Regions from separate parts of the Mus musculus genome. Here regions 1 and 3 are each linked to region 2. The links are chromatin loops, found by intact Hi-C in ENCODE. Cell type or tissue: left cerebral cortex. All regions are shown on one strand. Each heading gives the region's core, and the rest is flanking DNA. Links, peaks and the distances in the headings are about the cores only. Region 1 has its middle 230 kb from the start of Cdh11. Region 2 has its middle 180 kb from the start of Gm39233. Region 3 overlaps Cdh11 (cadherin 11).

Evidence for each region. A loop is a pair of places that touch in the nucleus more often than their neighbours do. Peaks named below come from ENCODE experiments on the same cell type or tissue, not always from the same donor. Only the 100,000 strongest peaks of a DNase experiment are listed, where the experiment ranks them.
Region 1: a loop joins it to region 2, with 8 times the contacts of the local background. A loop is called at or near these places in 2 of 42 quality-filtered maps.
Region 3: it touches region 2 in a loop (4-fold over the local background); 3 of 42 quality-filtered maps call a loop at or near these places.

Annotation. Positions count from the first base shown.
Region 1 is chr8:102,550,603-102,556,979 of GRCm38, forward strand. No RefSeq gene overlaps it. Among named protein-coding and RNA genes, the nearest start is that of Cdh11, 230 kb to the right of the region's middle. In left cerebral cortex, for the core only: no CTCF peak of the experiment used is centred there; a DNase peak (open chromatin) is centred at 3,074; H3K27ac peaks cover 1,466 bases.
Region 2 is chr8:102,484,786-102,491,162 of GRCm38, forward strand. No RefSeq gene overlaps it. Among named protein-coding and RNA genes, the nearest start is that of Gm39233, 180 kb to the left of the region's middle. In left cerebral cortex, for the core only: a CTCF peak has its summit at 3,116; DNase peaks (open chromatin) are centred at 3,224, 3,756 and 3,955; H3K27ac peaks cover 1,806 bases.
Region 3 is chr8:102,778,113-102,784,489 of GRCm38, forward strand. The region is part of intron 1 of Cdh11 (cadherin 11); the gene reads right to left. Among named protein-coding and RNA genes, the nearest start is that of Cdh11, 3.8 kb to the right of the region's middle. In left cerebral cortex, for the core only: a CTCF peak has its summit at 3,020 (motif pointing left); a DNase peak (open chromatin) is centred at 2,997; H3K4me3 peaks cover 2,262 bases; H3K27ac peaks cover 842 bases.

The DNA.
Region 1 (6,377 bases), core at 1,850-4,349, 66 kb after region 2:
TTAAGTGCACTTTCTTACTTCCCTTAATGTTAACATTCTTTCCTAAAGGGCTATGAAAACTAATATATTAGCTGATGTTTAGACAATCGTGTTAGTAAGGATTTATGGCTGGAACTTCTGATACTACTCAAAAACACAGCCTCACAGAATACTTCCTAATCTCCTGGGTCTTACAAAATTTCTGTTTCCAATTCAACAATGTTCCCTGAGTCTAAAGTGTGGGCGTTGTTTAGAAGGTGTATTCATTAAGACTGGGCTCCACAACTCTGCATTTTGATTGGTTATAATTTTCTGTAATGGTCTTTTTCTGTTGCAAAGAGAAAGGTGTTGTTGTTGTTGGTGGTGGTGGTGGTGTTGAAAGGATGAGGGAAAGCCCATAAGGCACCATCCTATATACAGAACAACAGGCATAAAGGGAATTCTGAGAGTGGGAGAAACAGTATTCCCTGGGGAATGACACACAATTATTATCCAATACCAAATAGTCAGCCAGGAAGACAAATGTCCACGAAACAAATACAATGAACATGATATATTTATGTATTTAGAAAATTATATGTACATGCATATAAGTATAGAAAAGCAGTTAACAAATAAAGAGGTCATGATTTGAAAGACATAAGGGAGGGGTAAATTAAAGGATTTGCAAGGAGGAAAGCAATGGAGAAAATACAATTATAATTATAAAATAAAAGAGATCCCAAAGGCATTAAGACACAATACTATTTGACAAGTTGTAGACTTTATTTACGTTTCATTCACTTTTCTAGTAATGTCCCCTTTCTGTTTCAGAGTTACATGTGGAGTAAAGTTTGTGTTTTGTGAAAGTGTCAGACTACTGAATTTTTTACTTATCTGACTCAACTGCTATGCTTGAATTTTGTCCTCTGAGTAAGGCTTGGGGAAGCAATTAAAACTCATGTCTTACCATCCTTTTGGCTTGCCTTTCAGATTTTATATTTGACTCATCTTCTATTTCCAGGTATTTTTCAAATCCATGGCTTAGCCCCCAGCAAGATGGTACAGAGGTACAACCCTAAGTCTTCCTATGTTAAAGAGGGAAGATAAAGCTTTAGTGGCCAGACTGTGTTTTCATATGGAGATTATATCTTAGGAAATAAAAACCAAACCAAAACAAAATCCCTGCCTCTTTGATTAAGTTAATTTCATCAAAGCTGCATTGGCTGGTCAGTGTTTGACTCTACACTCAGAGCTACAGGTCTCTGTAGGAGAATAACACTGGTGAAGGTCTAGAATTGTTGCCCTTGTACAGATGACGTCAGGTCTGGGTTGTTAAATGGCATCAGCTTCAGTAAAAGACTCAATATTATGAAAAACTATTTGTCTCGTTTTCACTCTTGTTATTTAATTGAGAACAATTTCATATAATACATTCTGATTCTTGTTCCCCAACTCCTCCCACATCCCTTTCACCTTTTCACCCACCTGTCTCTAGGATTATTCTTCCTCCTTCTCTTTAAAAATCAAATAAATAGATAAACAAAAATAAGAAGTAAAAAGAGAACACACACAAGTTGCATATGACAACCATGCAAATAAAACCTATAAAAACACAAAATTCTAAACAATATCAAAGAGACAAAAGATTAGTAAGACCAAAAAAAATATGCTCAAACACAATAATGACACAAAATGCATACAAAAATAACATTGAGTTGATGTTGTGTTGATCACCTAGAGTTGAGCATGGACCTACCATTCAGCAAGATTAATGTACCCAACAAGACTTCTTTGGAGATAATTAATTATTTTTTTTTGCAAGCAGGATGTCAATCGGAGATAGCAGCTGTATTAGGGGTGGGAGCTGTTGTCCACTTTCTTCTCTCAGCACTGGAACTTCATCTGGCTTGAACTTGTACAGGCCTTGTGCATACTGCCATAGTCTCTGTAAGTTCGCATGTGTATCTGTGCTCTTTTATTTCTCATGACACTGTTTGTTGGAAGCATCCATTTTCTCTGACTCATTTTCTTTCTGCCCCCTCTCTTCTGCCCAGCTCCCTGAACCTTGATTTGATGATAACATCCATATACGGAGTCTTCTAAGACCTCTCTCTCTCCCTCCCTCCCTCCCTCCCTCCCTCCCTCTCTTTCTCCCTCCCTCCCTCCCTCTGAACATTGTGTCCAGTTGTGGCTTTCTGTGTTTGTTCCCAACCTAAAACAATTGGAAGGATGGCTGAGAAGGCCCTAATCATAAGGAGTCCTTTTATTGTTATAGTCCTTTAGCAGAATAACAGTGTTTGTTTTCTGCTAGGCCTTATCAGCTATCAACTACAAAACAACCAAAAAACAAAAAAGCAAAAACAGTTGACATCAATAAAACAAATATTTGTCTTTTGAAAACAATTTCATAAAGTGTGTGTGTGTGTCTGTATGTCTCTGTATCTGTGTGTCTACGTGTCATTGTGTGTATGTGTCTGTTGAACTTGCTTCCAAGACACCACAGCATGAACATGGAGACCAGTGGAAAACATGGGGGACTGGGTTCTCTCCTACCACATAGGTGCTATGAATTAATCTTAGGCCATCAGACTTGAAAGCAAGTGCCTTTGTCTACTGAGCAGCTGTCTTGCTCTCTAACAGTTTTTTGTTGTTTTGTTGTTGTTATTTTTTACATAAATGGGTATAACTTCCACTTACAAGTGTGAATATAAATGTATGTAGGCACCGGCATTTTCTTTCTACTCCATATATTCATGTTCCCCCAGGAACCTTGTGCACTAGCAAGCCTCCCCTACTTCTGCAAGGCTCTGCTGGGCTGACAAGATAGTATGCACTAAGACTGGTCCCTGGGGCCCTTCCTCACCAGTTTTCCTTTCCAGTCCTCACTACTTAGGAATGCTTCCTTATTAACCCAGGCTCGGAAGCTCGATGTGTCTGCTCTAAGTCACTGAGAATGCTCCTGAAATATGACATCTGCAGTGCCGGGGAGAGCAGGATGTTGTTGTGAGAGATTTAAACGTTCAGCAGGATCATAGAACGTCTGTTATTTCAAGTTGGGCTTGATTATTTTTTTTTAACTGCCAGACTTTCAGACCATACAATAGCAGCTTTCTTCAAATGTAACTCTTTACTTCCTTTTATGGTAAAGTTTAATACTCGGAACATATGGAGGATCTGGACGTCTGCCAAATGTTTTAAAAGACAAGGTTAAAAATACTGCAGCAATGAGTTTTGTTCCTTAATGTATGGCTCCTTTATTCCCAGTCAACGTGGAAGATAAATCAGAACTAGAGTTGGCTGGGCATTAACTTGATATTTCTGGCAAGGGTTCGTGGCATCCCATTTGAGAGAGGGAAAGAGAAGTGGTTGTTCTGAGGTAACATTAAGAGAGTGTAAGAAAAAAAATAGAATTTATAAAAAGCAAAGACCAGAATCGCAGCTTAATTGAAATATCTAAAATGTAAATACAAGGTCCAATTTTCTTACCAGCAAATTGAGGCTTAAAAGATCATCATGACTTCATCATCATGACTGCTGAATTGGTGATTACGTCCTCTGCTCTCTCTCTCTTATCTGCCTTTGGAATTTATCTCCATTTCCTTAGTTTTCCATCTACTCTCTTGACTACCTCCCTCTCCATCTCCAGCTTCGTTTTTTTTTCTGTTTTTTCCTGCTTGTTTCTCATGTTTACTTCCACATGTGTGTAGATATGGCCTTGTCTGACTCAGTACAGAACCCTGTCTTACCATACCTCTGACTCTGCCACATGTCTATAAATAGGGATTTGCTGACTTGCCCTTCTTGCCCCAGCCTCTAACATCACGGATCTCATTTGTAGCCAGTCTGACAGCTGGGAGGCATCTCACCCACTTCCATGACATGGTATTTGCCCTAACATGCTCTGCACGAGGTGTGGAGGGTACATGACACACAGCGTGATATAAAGAGAGCCGTTTGCATGAACTTCCCAGGTCACTGGGATAATGCTTAACAATTCATGTCTCTTTCCATTAAGTGCACTTAGGATCCCGCTCAGCTTAATATAACTTCCAGTGAGATGGGGAACTGCTCGGACTCAGCTCACTTATGTAGCAGGATATAATTAAAGACAAAGAACTAAAAGAGGAATCAACAGAACTTTGCTAATCCTGTCCCTTTTCTCTTAAATGAATACTGTGTGTGTGTGTGTGTGTGTGTGTGTGTGTGTGTGTGTGTGTGTGTGTATCTGTATCTGTATCTGTATCTGTATCTGTATCTGTATCTGTATCTGTATCTGTATCTGTATCTGTATCTATCTGTATCTGTATCTGTATCTGTATATGTAGACTGGGCAAACTTGCAGTTCTCTATCAGAAAATCAGGACTATTAAGAAACCTGCAACTCCAATGGCATAAGGTATATAAATTCTAATAACAGACACAATCCCACTATTTGTGCCAATGGGCTGTTTGTTTGTTTTTGTCTTCTGTGACAAACAATCCTTAAAACTTGATGTGTTACAATCCCAATATCCATACAATGTACAGATTGTCTGTAACTTGTATGCTACATTGTATCATATGCCTCTCTATTTAAAGATGCAGGATTGGGCTCTGTATGGGATACTGTGTGTGTATGTGTGTGTGTGTGTGTGTGTGTGTGTGTGTGTGTGTGTGTGTGTATGTATGTATATATATATATATATATATATATATATATATATATATATATAAATATATACATGCATGGTTTATGAATGTATATGCCTTTATGTGTGTGCATATGGATAAAAATGTGTGCATGTAAGTTTATGTGTATATGAAGCTATGCTAGCTTATGTATGTATTTTTTTGTATATCTGTTTGTATGTGCATTTCTGTGTGTATGTATGCTTATATATGTGTATGTGCTTCTATACTCCCCCCAAGGGAGCACTTGAATATGTATGTATGTATGTATGTATATATATATATAGTCTTTTATGTCTCACACCTTAATTTTTGTAATAAGCTCTCTTCTCACGCCTCAAACCCGAGTTTAAGCATTTGCCTAGCCTAGATTGCAGATAAACAACAGAGATCCTTCAGTTTCTGCCATCCCAGAACTGAGATTACAAATCCAAGCTATCGTGCGTATCTTTTACGTGGGTCCTAGGTATCTGAACTTACATCTTGATTCTTGCACAGCCAGCCAGCAAGCACTTTATGTCAGCACGTTCCCCCCAAACCATGATTGGTTTTGGTGTCTCTACTCAAATATGGCTTAAGCTTTTTCTGCCCAGTACATAGTAGCCCCAGCAAGCCATATTCCCAAATAAGATTTCAGTTAGTTAGAGTGCTATATGTATTCCATGGGAAGGATCGCCAGAGAAGGTGTTTACGGAGATAAAGCTATCTTCTACTACTAGATAAAACCAGCGACTTGTTTCTAAAATAATTTAACTGTAAAGCAGAATTTAGTGAGGAGTTTCCGTAGTTTCTGGATATCCTGTTCAGTACAAACAAACAAGCAATCATGCAACAACAACCACCTCCTCACACATCTTTCTTCTCCAGGTCACCTGAAGTCTTTGAACAGCTGTCACAGGACACTATAGAAAAGAAAGACTTGCCTAGAGGGAAATAACAAGACAAGGGGCAAATGGGTAAGGGGGATATAGGGAAAATTAGATTAAAAAAATAGATTTTCTTTGAAATGTCATACCTGTGTGCTATACACATTAATTGTATCTTCCTCCAGTCCTCTCCTTATGCCCCAACTTTGGCTTTCTGAGCCAGTATACCTCATTTTTACCATGAAGTTTTTTTTAATTTTTTTTTTAATAACACAAGAGTCCAGTTAGGGCTTCCTATGTGCAGAATGGTTAGCAAGTCATCAACTTAGGCATGAGTAACCTGCCAGTGGCCATTACTGAAAGATAAGTGACTCTTATCTTAGTTTAAAAAAAAAAAGTGACTCTTGGAATCTCAGTAGCCATCAGCTGTCAATAGTTCTTTTTCTAGTAATGTTCTTCAGAAGACTCATCTACCTCCAATCTAGGGTTTCTCAGTGCACACACTGGAGATGTTATGAGTTTTGATGTGCAAAACCATGCCAGGCCCAGAGGAAGGCATTTTGCACATTTTTCCATGGCTTCTGACTTTAACAGTTATTCTTTCTGGACTGCTTTCCACAGTGTTCTCTGATCCTTGGGGAGAAGTTGAAATCGTGGTACCATCCAAAGCTAAGCACTGACAGTTGTTTATTCTCACCACTTGGCATCATTATGAGTCTCTGTATTAACCAATGTTTACTGTAATAAGAAGCCTCTCTCTCCAAAGCTGAGAGATGCCCAAGCCTATGTGTGAAAAGACAAACATTCAGAAGGCAGTCCGACCACATGAACATTTAGGCAAACAATGTCAATTGGTTCCCCCTTGGACCTATGTCATCCGTT
Region 2 (6,377 bases), core at 1,822-4,321:
CAGACCATCACACCAAGTCTGGAAAAGATGATCTAGTAGGAGATAAAGAGTCCCACAAGTAGAAAAAGGAGACAGGAATAGATCTCACTCCCATTGTCAGGAATCCCACAAGAACAGCAGGCTACTCATAATTGCAAAAGACCTAGGTAAGATTACTGCAGCCTCCATAATTTCTGCAGTCTCTATGTTTTCTAGTCCGATGACTCTGTGGGCCATGTTCTCATGGTGTAACCCTGACACTTTTGACTCATCGGATAATTCCTCCCCTTCCTTCACTGGACTTCCAGAGCTCTGCTTGATATTTGGTGGTAGGACTATGCAACCACTTCCGTTAGTTTCTATATGAAATTTCTCTGGTCTCTTTGATGGTGATTTCGTGATGCTCCAGTCCCAGAACCATTTTCAGGCAGGAAAAACCATAGGTTGAAGGTTTCATGACTGGGTTGATGTCTTAATCCCTCCACTTGATGCTTTGCGTGGCTTTGTGTGGCTTTGCCTGACAGGAAGATGGTCTGTTCATACAGAAGATGACATGCACCCCACTACTCAGAGTCTTTGCTAGGGTTACACTAGTAGATTTCATGTAGTTTCCATTGCACTAATTTTCTACATTGCCATCAAATGCTGACCCAAATTCCAGTCATTTCTCCAAGTATTTTTTCTCTCCATCCCCACAACTGATCCCTCCTGTTCCCAACCCCACCAGTCTCCAGTCCACCGGAGAAATCTATTCTGTTTCTCCATCCCATGGACATTCTTGTGTTCCTCCTTAATACCTTCCTTGTTACTTAGCTTTTCTGGGCCTACGGACTTTGTACAGCCACTTCAGAAGTCAATATGGCAGTTTCTCAGAAAATTGGAAATCAATCTACCTCAAGACCCAGCTATACCATTTCTGTGCATATACTCACAGGACAACCTATCCTCTAACCTAGATTTGTTCAACTGTGTTCATAGCAGCTTTATTTGTAGTATCCAGAAATGGAAACAAATTAGATATGCATCAACTGAAGAATGAATAAAGAAAATGTGCTATATTCAAACTTGGAATATAACTCAGTTGTGAAAAACAATGAAATTATGAAATTTTCAGGCAAATGGATGAAACTCAAAAAAAAAAAAAAAAAAATTCTGAGTGAGGAAACCCAGACCTAGAAGGATAAACATGGTATGAACTCACTTATAAGTAGATATCATATGTTAAGAAAAGATCTGGCATCTGATCTGACATTTTGTTCACTTACTCTAGGAATGAGTAGGCTGGTTTATACATATATATATATATATATATATATATATATATGTGTGTGTGTGTGTGTGTGTGTGTGTGTGTGTGTTCAGGATTTGTTGCATATCACACAAAACATAAAACATCATGACCAAGAAGCAAGTTGGGGAGGAAAGGGTTTAGTCAACTTATATTTCCACATTGCTGTTCATCACTAAAGGAAGTCAGTACTGGAATTCAAGTAGGTCAGGAAGCAGGTGCTGATGCAGAGGCCATGGAGGGATGTTTCTTACTGGCTTGTTTCCTTGCTCTCTTATAGAACCCAAGACTACCAGCCCAGGGATGGCACCACTCACAATGGGCCCTCATCTCCCCTTGATCACCAAGCAAGAAAATGCCCCACAGCTGGATCTCATGGAGGCACTAATCCAAATGAAGCTCATTTCTCTATGATAACTCCAGCCTGTGTCAAGATGACACACAAAACCAGCCAGTATATGTATATATATATATAATATGTTTGTATGAGTATATATATATTCAGAGACACATTCATCATATAAGAAAAACGATGTGGTATTCTTTTCAGTTCTAGTTTACTTAATTTAAATTAATTATTGCCTGTTCTTCACAGATTTTGCAATGACTGTAGTTTAATTTTTGTTTACAATTGCAGAGATTGCTTTGTGAATTTGTGCCATATTTTCAATACCTAGCATAGGCCAATGCTCTGACTATAGTGAATAGCACATCGATACAAATATACATGCAAGTGTTAGTAGTATGCTGATTTTGCAAGGCAGTTTTAACTTGTATTTCATTGCAAAACTTGTTGCATTTAATTATCCTACAAAAAGAAATATTAAAATCTTTCTACTATTAACAGTCTAATAATTAAATAAGATAACACTTCTACATCAATTAGCACAAGTGCTGAAATACTATAGATCTTAATGATTAGCAACATCAAGTCATTAAAATATCTAAATGAGGGATAATATATAAAATAACTTACTTTTAAAATATGTGAAATAGCATGGGCTGAGCAGGTAAACAGATACACGAAAAATTAGCTTTAAAACCCAGCCCCCCCCCCCCAAAAAAAGACAGCAATTCAACATAAGAGAAACAAAATATTCCCTACTGGTAAGCAGTAGGTGCAGGCTAATGAAGGATGAAAGGGTGTACGTGTGTGTGTGTGTGTGTGTGTGTGTGTGTGTGTGTGTGTGTGTACATACACATACATACATGCCCACACAGATACACACATACATACATAAATGCATTGGAAATTGTGTACTTGGTGGTCCATACACAAATAAAAAGGGGCCCTCTCTAACAATGCATGTGATAAGTCAAAAAGAAGACTGCTGTTTGGGTAAAATATTTTCTTTGGACCAATTAGTGAGGCCAGGAAACATGGAACACTCTAGATAAATAGGCTATATGCTCAGCTTCTTAAGACTATCAGTCAACAGTCACAATCAAGAAAAAAAACAGAAAAAAAAATGGCTTCTTTTAAAAAAATGTAGTTTTAAGAATTAGGTGGAAGAGAAAGAGATAAAGCTAGAAATACTATAAGTATTATGAAGCTCTGTTATTAAGGATACCAGTGGGCAGGTTGAGATCAGCACAAGGGTTCAGTATGAGAGAACATTGCCATGGAGGCTATGGAATGAAAAGGTTACTGATAGAGAATAACAGTAAATTTGGTAATCTCTCAGACTTAACTCCACATTGCTCACCAGATAAAACAACGCTTGCTTCAGTAATCAGCCAACAGTACACAGTAAGCATGCCTTGCTCAACGAATGAGTCAATAACAAGAGAGGCAGTTGAACAGATACATACTTTCATCTTAAAACTGTATTCCTCCTCTGTAGGTAAAGGACTGGAGTGGGCGCTGTTTAACTTCTTTCCCGAGGCCATGTGGCTCCAGGCAGAGAGGACTTGCTCTCCGAATCAAACCTTATTCGATAGTGGCTTTTCTTCCCACCTTCCCACCACTTTCTAAAACTGGGGCTGTTTTCTAGGCTGACTCACAGAAAGCTGAACACGGGAGACTCATGGCCAAGTTTTATTTCCAGTGCATTTCTTTTGTTCCTTCACTTTTCATGAAACACTTTGAGCTAAGTTTCATTTGTATGCTGGTAACTCTGTAGCTTCCAGACAGGAGCACATTAGAAGGAAACATAGAAGCCACTTAGTCCAGAGGATATTGTAGAGTAAACTTCAGCTAAATAGCCATTCCTGTTAGAGAAAGGGTGTAGCCCACCTTTCCTATTCTTTGGTGTCTAGTGACTGCTACAGTTATCCATTGGATTTCTTCAGACATGACTCTAAAAATACCCCCCCCCCAGGATCTCCCTTCAACAGAGGCTCAGGAGGTAAGAACAATATAAGAAAGAGCATACCGTCTGTCCCCCATGAAGCAAACACAGAATCATAGTTCTTCTGGGCCCAGCAAAGTTGGAACCCACTAGGATGTGACATATGGAACACCCACATTAAAAAAATATCAAGACTCAGAATTGTTACATTGCTCTCATCCCAGCTATCTTTTCATTTCTTAAATCTCTTGTAATTTAGTAAAGACAGACACCTGTTTGGCTCAACAGCACTGTGAAAAAGGTTTAGAGAAGGCTGGCTGGGGTTACATTGTGTGAACCAGAAACTTTACTATGTGTGGTCTCCCCAACCTATTCTCACATTATGTTGAGGACAGAGACAGTCTGCTTTCCCCTCCTTCCCAACCCATAGACTTGGTTTAAAAAAATGTTCATATTTTTGTTGCTGACCTTTAAAAGTAAAGCCTACATCTTCGGCTTCAAATAGAGTTTAGGGAAGCCTTGTGTTGCCTGTTAATGTTGAATTAGAATATGATATGCACTCCTTACTCATCAAATATCCCTGTGTGTTTCATAATCATTCAGGCTTCAGAAGACAATGCCAAAACGATGGAAATATAATCTTTGAGCATCCTAAAGTACTTGAGAATTCCCTGGGAGATTCTTTATTAGCTGAAAGTGAAGAGAGAAGGCTTCCTCAAGTTCTTCATATTGGACAGATCATCGCCATCAGATAGTAGGTGGGAAAGACTCTTTGAATGGTACCTTAAGAACTGGTGTCTCAGGAAAATGTTGCATGGAACAGAAAGACTGCTTCCTGGGATGTTCATAATAAGCTCTGCCTCAAAGGAAATCTTAACATTCAGTTGTGTGAGAAAAAAAAAATGGCCAGAAGGGTGTAAATCAGTCTACTAGTGGAGCCAGTACAGAAATCATCATAGATGTTCCATAAATAAAACTTTCACATGATATAACTATAGCACTTCAGGATGTATACCCAATGGAATAGATCAGGCCATCATGGAGCGGACTCCATTAGGCATATTCTGAAAATATTCTTAGTAGGCAAGTCATGGAATCAAATTCTGATGCCTATCAGCTGATGGGTGGATAAAGAAAGTATGGTGTTTGTACATGATCAATTTTACAGAACATGGATGAAAGTGAGATAACTGTGTTTTAAGTGAAATTAGTAACACAAGTGTCAATTCTCCCTTACATAGGGAACTAGTTAAAATGCATATATTTGTACAATTCCATGCATATATACAGACTATTGATATAATATAGATGTACATATGTACTTATGGATAGATGGATGGAAATTTATCCCACCATATCATGTAAAAGTAGAAATATAACTATTTAGGAATAGCAAAATAGAGGAGTATAATTGGAGCAAAAGAAGTTAATATTATATATATATATATATATATATATATATATATATATATATAGAAAGAAAGAAAGAAAGAAAGAAAGAAAGAAAGAAAGAAAGAAAGAAAGAAAGAAAGAAAGAAAGAAAGAAAGAAAGAAAGGTGCCACAGTTTTCATGAAGGACAATCATGGAAGGATATGAATGGAGAGAAGGGGTAAGAGATATATACCACTAAATATGTTTGAAAAAGCTGTATGGAAGTACATTACTTTATACACATACTTAGTTTAAATAGATTTTTGACATATAAAGTAATAACTATCCACTCCATTGTAGACTCCCCCCTAAAGAAGATTTTTAATGCCATAGGAAATTTTCCTTTGCATTTTTGCTCAATTTAGGTTCAAGGGTCTCCCCAAATATAATGTAGCCCATTTTTATTACCTTATTTTACTGTCCAGTTTTGAGAAGAAATTCATGCCTGGTCAAGCAAAAATTGCCCATGTCCAAAGAAATCATAGAACCTTGAGTGCTTGATTACTGCTATTTTCCTAAATTAAAATGATTACAACTGTATGCTAAACACTTATCCTTGTAGGCACAGACAAGCTTTGTTCTTACCTTTTATTGATATAGTTTCTTTTCTTCAGCAAAGAAAGGTTACTAAGAGATCTATAACTGGCCAAAATGCAGAGAATTAATGACTAGGGGATGCCCAGCCACAACTGATACATCTGCTAATGACCTACTCCAGTTCCAGAGTAGCAGGAACTCCAGTTCCAGGGTTTCAGGCACCCTCCTTCTTTTGGTCTTGAGGGGCACTGCACACCCATGGTGCATGGATATCCATGCAGACAAAATAACTAGACAAAGAAAATTAAAATAAATCCACTTTAAAAAGAGAGAGATATAGCATTCATGTCCCAATTTTCTTCCAGCTATACATGTACTGTGTTTTCAGGAAATTTCATTCTGTGGGTCACAGGCATTACAATCTGAGAATTGTTGAGCTCAAACATTGAGTGCGTTGTAATCAAATCTGCTAAAATCTCACATGCATTAACTTATGGGTTTCATTTTATAGATAGGAAGCCTGAGGCTGAGACCGTGGTGCACTAAGAATTTTAACAGATCTCAGCTAACTAAAGACTCTGAGTAATAGGAAAACATTTTCTCATTGTTATAAGTGCACTTATAACAATGAGCTGTGCTGGTTTTAAGCCATCACAGCTGTGCTGTTTAAGATGGCCCAAATCTTTTACCTTATAAAAGTTCCTGGTCTTTAGCCTAGGGTGTCCTAGGCATATTAGAAAAGAGTCTACACTGGAAAAATTCTTCACTTCAATTGCTGTGTAGTGTTGTGCTTTAAGGCTGTTTGACAGAAACTTGTGAGGGATTGATGGAGGTCTGTTTGCTTAGCTTT
Region 3 (6,377 bases), core at 1,648-4,147, 290 kb after region 2:
AGGGTCTCTCATTGAACCTGGAGCTCACTCATAAGCCAGGCTGGCTGACCAGTGAGCCCCAGGCATATTTATCTGTCTCCACCTCCTAGAGCTGGGATTACATGTGCATGCCACTGGCATTTCTAGGGATTGAACTCAGGTCTTTTTGCTCAGCAAGTCCCTTGATTGACTGAAGTGTCTCCTCAGCCGCGGGGTCTAAGTTCTGCAGTCGGTAGCTTCAGCTTTTATTGGGGCTCAGTAGTCACCGGGCAACATGGTTTTTCCTTTCAAGCAATCTCAGAACACAGATATTACTGTGAGGTCTGTTTTTTCAGAAAAAGCATCTAAGTCTTCACATTGTTTGTGGGTTAGTCTTCACTGGCTATCCATAAACAAAGAAACTTTGAATGCAGGCTACTTAAAGTTCTGAGAAGATGTGGCTGGGACCAGGATCAGCTCAATGGTGTATTCTCCGTGAAGAACATGTATGTATGGTGATTAAGATACAACCCTGAGTAATCAAAATCAATAATACTTAATGCCGTATTTTAAAGTCAAAATTACTGGAAAAGGACCTGGAGAGAGGATACAGTGGGTAACAGAACTTGCTGCTCTTACAGAAAACCTGGGCTCAGTTTCCAGCCCTGACGTGGCAGCTCACAGCTCTTTCACTCCAGTTCCAAATGATTTCATGCCTTCTTCCAGCCTCCATGGGTGCAAGACACACACAGAGAGAACGCATATATAGACACACAATAAATGAATATATCGTTTTAAAGAGCAATGGGAAAAAAAAAACATGATGAATAAAAGACAAAGGTTTAGATAATGGCATGTTTAACCCTGCAAACACCGGCCTAAGCTCACCTTCCCTGTCCTCATTGTCACCATGATGCTGAGCAAGGCTACCGCCATGATTAAATAACTGGGTCAAACTTCAGCAATGATGAAAAACACCCTACCTCTTTCACAACATGCTCACAGGCAAAATGTTCCCAAAGACCACAGTGAGTGCCCTCAGTTTAATCATCAGAGCCAGTCACACCAAGCTTATTCTTATTTAGAAGTAAAATCTAACATGGAGAGCCATGGCCTCTCCTCAAATTCTCCATTCACTGGTGGAACCTGAGGAGAACTGGAAACAGATCTCTAGGTGTCTGAAATTAAGAGGAGGGAGGAGCCACCCGACCACTGAGCTTGTTCTCATAACTAGGTCACCATTATATGGAGGGTGACACTGGGCCTGAAGTCATTCCTTATAAAAGATCTGAACAGTGAGAGCGGAGTTTAATGTGTAAAAGTCACTCCAGTGGGATGGGCCAGATCAGGAGATAAAGGCTTCTCTCCCCATCTGCAACAACATAGAGAATCTGATAAGAAAGCGATGTTTATTCACAAACACTCTTCAAGGAGTACACAATTACAGAAGCCACACAGTAATGCCCTGTTCCCTGGCAGAAGAGTCGTTTATGGAAACTTCCAGACTCAGCCCCCAAAATGTTCTACCTGGGGACTTTGGAAGATCCAAGAAAAATAAGAGAGAGCACTTTAGAGAAAGTTGATAACCCTGCCCCATTTTTCTCTTATGCCCTCTCTGATTTCTTCCCCTTATCCATCAGAGTCCTTTCTCATTTAGCATCCTTAGGTACCAAATATTTTGCCTGACTTGAACTTCAATTAACTGTTAGGTTATGGAACAACAGTTTCTATAGGGAAGTATCCCAGATGTCTACAAATGCCCTCCCACTAAACCAAATGACAATGAAAATTGGTTTACAGTTCCAATGTGCACTATCCGAGAGCCATGAAAATGTAAAATTGCCATTTCTTTAGAAGTTAAATCAACTGTCAGGTGGTGAGTGAGCACCAGTTTACAAAACACTTCATCTTACTTTCCACTAAGTGACTTCATAGTCCCTCCCATAATCCATTTGCATTGATTCCATCTCCATCAAATGTCCACAAATTCCAACACAGCTCAGAGCTGCTAAGAATTCTACTGCTGAACTACCAGGGAAGCAACTCTATTCGGTAAATAAATAAATAAATAAATGCAGAACTATCCACTTAAAGCTGTACTTATTTTTAATAGATTTTTCCTCTTAATTATGACATAGCATTAGTTCTTCAGTTCTTCTGAACGGTAGCAATGACACCACCAAACAGTAGCAAATATAAGTTTCTACAGCCCCAAATATGCAATTTAATCATAAACTATCCTGTCCGTATCACTGAAGAAAGGAAGAAAGAAAGGGAGAAAGAAAGAAGAAAAGAAAGAAAGAAAGAAATAACCCTTAATGGTTAAACCCCAGTGATTGAGGACTAAATTTGAATTAAATTTTATTCTGTGATAAAGTTAGGTTTTATACAGCAATATCAGGGATGAGTTAAGAGTAATAGTAAAACATCTGCTGCTATATTAAAACTGCATACTCCAAAGTGTTTACCAAAAATTAAACTGCACTTATTTTACTTACTTATTTATTTATTTATTTATTTATTTTGCAGATTGCAAGTGTCTCGCAGATGTCTTTAAAACCTCTTGAAAGAAGAGGTAATGTTATTAAATACACATCAGGACTACTCCCCTCCCCCACTTCTAATTCATCCCGTTCTCCTTCCCAAATCAAAATGCTCTTCCTACCCAAACAAACAAAATCAGCATCACCTATTCATCCATCTCCATACATGTGCACATCTGGCACATAGCTGCCTCGGTGACAGCTAACCTTAGCTTATCATCGGCTCAACCCCAATCCTCAGGCTTTGTCTTAGACAATGTCAAGTCACAAAAATTCCCAACTTTCTAGCAAAGTCCAAAGAAGGACGAAAAGACTGCCGGTAACAAATCCTCCCACTCGGAAGACGGTCATGCACACAATCTACCGGAGCAGAGCCCGAGCTGCGGAGACAGGAATCTGGCCTCTTCGCAGAGGTGCAGACAAGACTAGTAACAAAACTGCTTTTCACGGTGCCCTCAAAAAGCAGAGGGGCTCCATGTCGAAAGTTGGAGAAGGTCACCATTGCCCTCTAGTGGCCAAAAGCGCAATCTTCCGCAAAGGAGTCCATTCCCATAGATGCACAAGTCTCTCAATGTCAGTGCAAATGTAAAGCAGAAAGATGTTTAGTTATCCTCCTTCACTCTGTTCTTTAGTCCTTCCAACATAGAGTGGAAACTCTAGATGACCATCACAGTCATTCTGATGGACTGGTGAATGCAGACGAGGAAATTAAAATGTTTCCAACTTTCTCCTGTTTTTCCTTTCTTCCTCCAACAAACCTGTGGATTTTGTTCCTTTTTTTCCATTAAAAATTAACTTATAATTTTAGTTAGGCTAGATATCTTTATATATTTCTGGAGCACTAACTCTGAAGTGGAAACATTGACGTCTTCAAACTATAAATAAAGAATGTGAGCTCTTGATACATTAGCCAACGTCTGATGAAGTAATGACCAATTTCATAAAGGAGAAATTCACTGCATGTATATTTTGATGCAGTAAAATCACTCACTAGTGAGCATATAAATTAAATGAATATTTCTAAGGGAATACTTAGAAATTCATAGCAATTCTCAGGGAATTGATTGTAAGAGAAAAAGTTCACTGCCTCCCCTCAACTCCATGAAGTGTATTTTGTAATTATTAGTCAGTAAATGGGCACACAATAATCAAAGTTTTAAAAAGTCAGTGTTGAAAATAGGCTCGAATAAACATAGCAGACTTTTGAGCTTTCAACATAAAAGCATTGGGGTTGAAGACTAAAATCAGATGTGTAGCCCTTGTTTAGGTGGTTCGGAAACATAGATTTACATATTGTAGATCAAAGTCTATGTAGATTGTCTGATTCCTAGGTTATTGGCACTTATAGGAAAGGTTTCCAGACACTCAGAGCTTGTGGGAGTGTAGGTTTTGTGACTGTAAATCAAACCATGAAGTCAATGTCGTGGTGATTCCCTTCCATATGAGGGTCTCCAAACCTGAATCCTGACAAAGCAGCCATGTAATTCTATTCAAAGTGAAAGAAAAACCATGAATTATGAAGACATGTGCATTAAAGGGGCATGAAATTGATCCACATTCCCCCAAATGATGACATAGCTCTCCAACTCTGCACCCTTCTCCCACAAATAAACATTCTGAAGCCACCACAGAAAATGTGGAAATATGAGTTCTGTGCCAGAGAGAGGAGAGAGAGAGAGAGAGAGAGAGAGAGAGAGAGAGAGAGAGAGAGAGAGAGAGAGAGAGCTGTAGCTTTTACTTTTATTTAAATTAACAAAAGATTGCATCTTAATTGAAAATAGAATTTAAGTTTCTAGTAATTTGCTGTGGTGCACTGATAAGCGTTCCGAACATAATGTAAATTCTGGAGTGTTATCAAGATGGCCCAGTGTTTCCACAAAAACTATTTTTAAAGGCTTTCTTTCTTTCTTTCCTTTTCTTTCTTTTTTCTTTTTGCTTTTGTTTTTTTCCTAGTATGCAATAAATCCACGTTAAACAAATTTCCAAGACTAGATCATCTCATTTCCATTATCCTAATTGTTTACACACACACACACACACACACACACACTCCAGAGATGAAGATTCTCTCTCATTCTCTCTCTCTCTCTCTCTCTCTCTCTCTCTCTCTCTCTCCATATGACATCCCAATCAGGACATATAGAACTAATAATTATAAGAGTGTCAGTAACCATTGCTTGCTACTAAAGATACAAGTATAGACTCCAAGGACTTCAATATGTTTGTTGGGGTGCAATGCCTTGTCTCAGAAGGCAAGATGCAAACCCCAGTTCCACCCAGCAAAGTTTCCTGGCCTTTAGATGCCTCTGTCTGGTCTCTTCTGAGTGCTGATCACATTCCTTTGTACTAGGCAGGATAGATGTTTTGCACAGAGGGTTCGAATACGAGGGCCTAACTGGCCAACCCTAAAACTTAAGAGTCAGAGATTGTTTAAGGAACTTAATGTGCCTGTGGCTTCAGGGTCCCTCTAGTACTGGCCACAGCTATGTCCCTTTGTTTTGTAACTTTTATTCCTTTGTTCTGATAGAAGACCAAGCTGCCTGCAGCTGGGGTTGAGCATCCCTTTCTAGGTTCTGGGGCTCTGTCTCCTTGCTTATGAGAGAAAACAATTCCAACATTATTGAAATGAAGGCCAGTCCCTTCTCTTTTTTCTCTGCTACCCTTAAAGGCGCTCGCACTCAGTTCAGCCTCGTTAATATGCTGATGAGAGGGATCCTCGGTCCTGAGAACACATCTGTAGACCGGTCCCCAGAAATTCCAGACACCCCGCAAACCCCTGGACGTCTGCTACGAGCCCTAGAGATAAGGAAATTGATCTATCCTCTCGCCAGATTAATTATCACTGCTTTCTGTGATTAAACCCAAAACTTACTGCTTCCTAGTCCACAGATAAGACCGATCAGGAGAAAATAGGAAAGGATTCGGGAGCCATCGTTAAAGATTTCTTGAAGAAAAAAAAAAAATGAAGGGGAGACTTTTAGACAAATCTCTACCCTCCTGCAGTGCCAGGCTTTCATTAACAAACCCACTCCCAGCCCTCAGGGACGACCCTCCGTCATGCAGAAACGGCACCGTTAAATAATTAGAAGATGCAATTTCTTCATAGCAGTGCGATAGCCCGTGAAATTCCTGCTGCATTATTAACAAAAAGCAACAGGGCTTCTTCGAACATCTAGCGAACCTTTCACCCGCTGAAGGCAGGAGTGCGGAGCCCGGGTGAAATCCGGGCCTTGGCAAGAGAGAGAATAGGAAGCCTCCTGGGTCCCACTTTCTCCGGGGACCAGGAGCGAAAAGACCCTGCCAAGGCTAGGCTGGGTTGCGAGGGGAATTGGATGCTCCCGCAGCCTCCAGCTTCCCGCTGCTCCTTGCTCTCAGCACATCCCGGCTGGGAGGCCAAGCACAGGGAGGGAGGCCGATTGTGAGGAAACAGTGGAGGCTTGGAGCGCTCCGAGAGGAGGCGCAGGCTTTCCGGGAAGGTTTGATTCTCAAAGTTAACATTGACCCTAGAAAGCTTCCTCCAGTCCAAGCCCGAGTCTAGTCTGAGTCTGAGCCGCTCACAGAGCATTCCCTGCATCACTGGGAGGTTAGGATAGGTGACTGAAGTCCCCGAAAAGGCGGGGGCTGGAGGGGCTAGCTCACACCGCAACCCCCAGCCTCTGAGCCGCAGTCCACAGCCCCCGACCCACACTATCAAAGTGCGGCCAATCCAATCGCCGCTCCCTCCCGGCCGCCGGCTATCTTCTGGGCTTCGACCGCACTCTCTACACAGGCACCGGGTCTAGGGGAGCTCTTTAGGAAGGCGCGGGAGGATCCCCTCTAGGAACCCCGCAGAGAGCGATCTTGTCTGGGGAACAGGCGCAGCGCGGGCGGGCACCG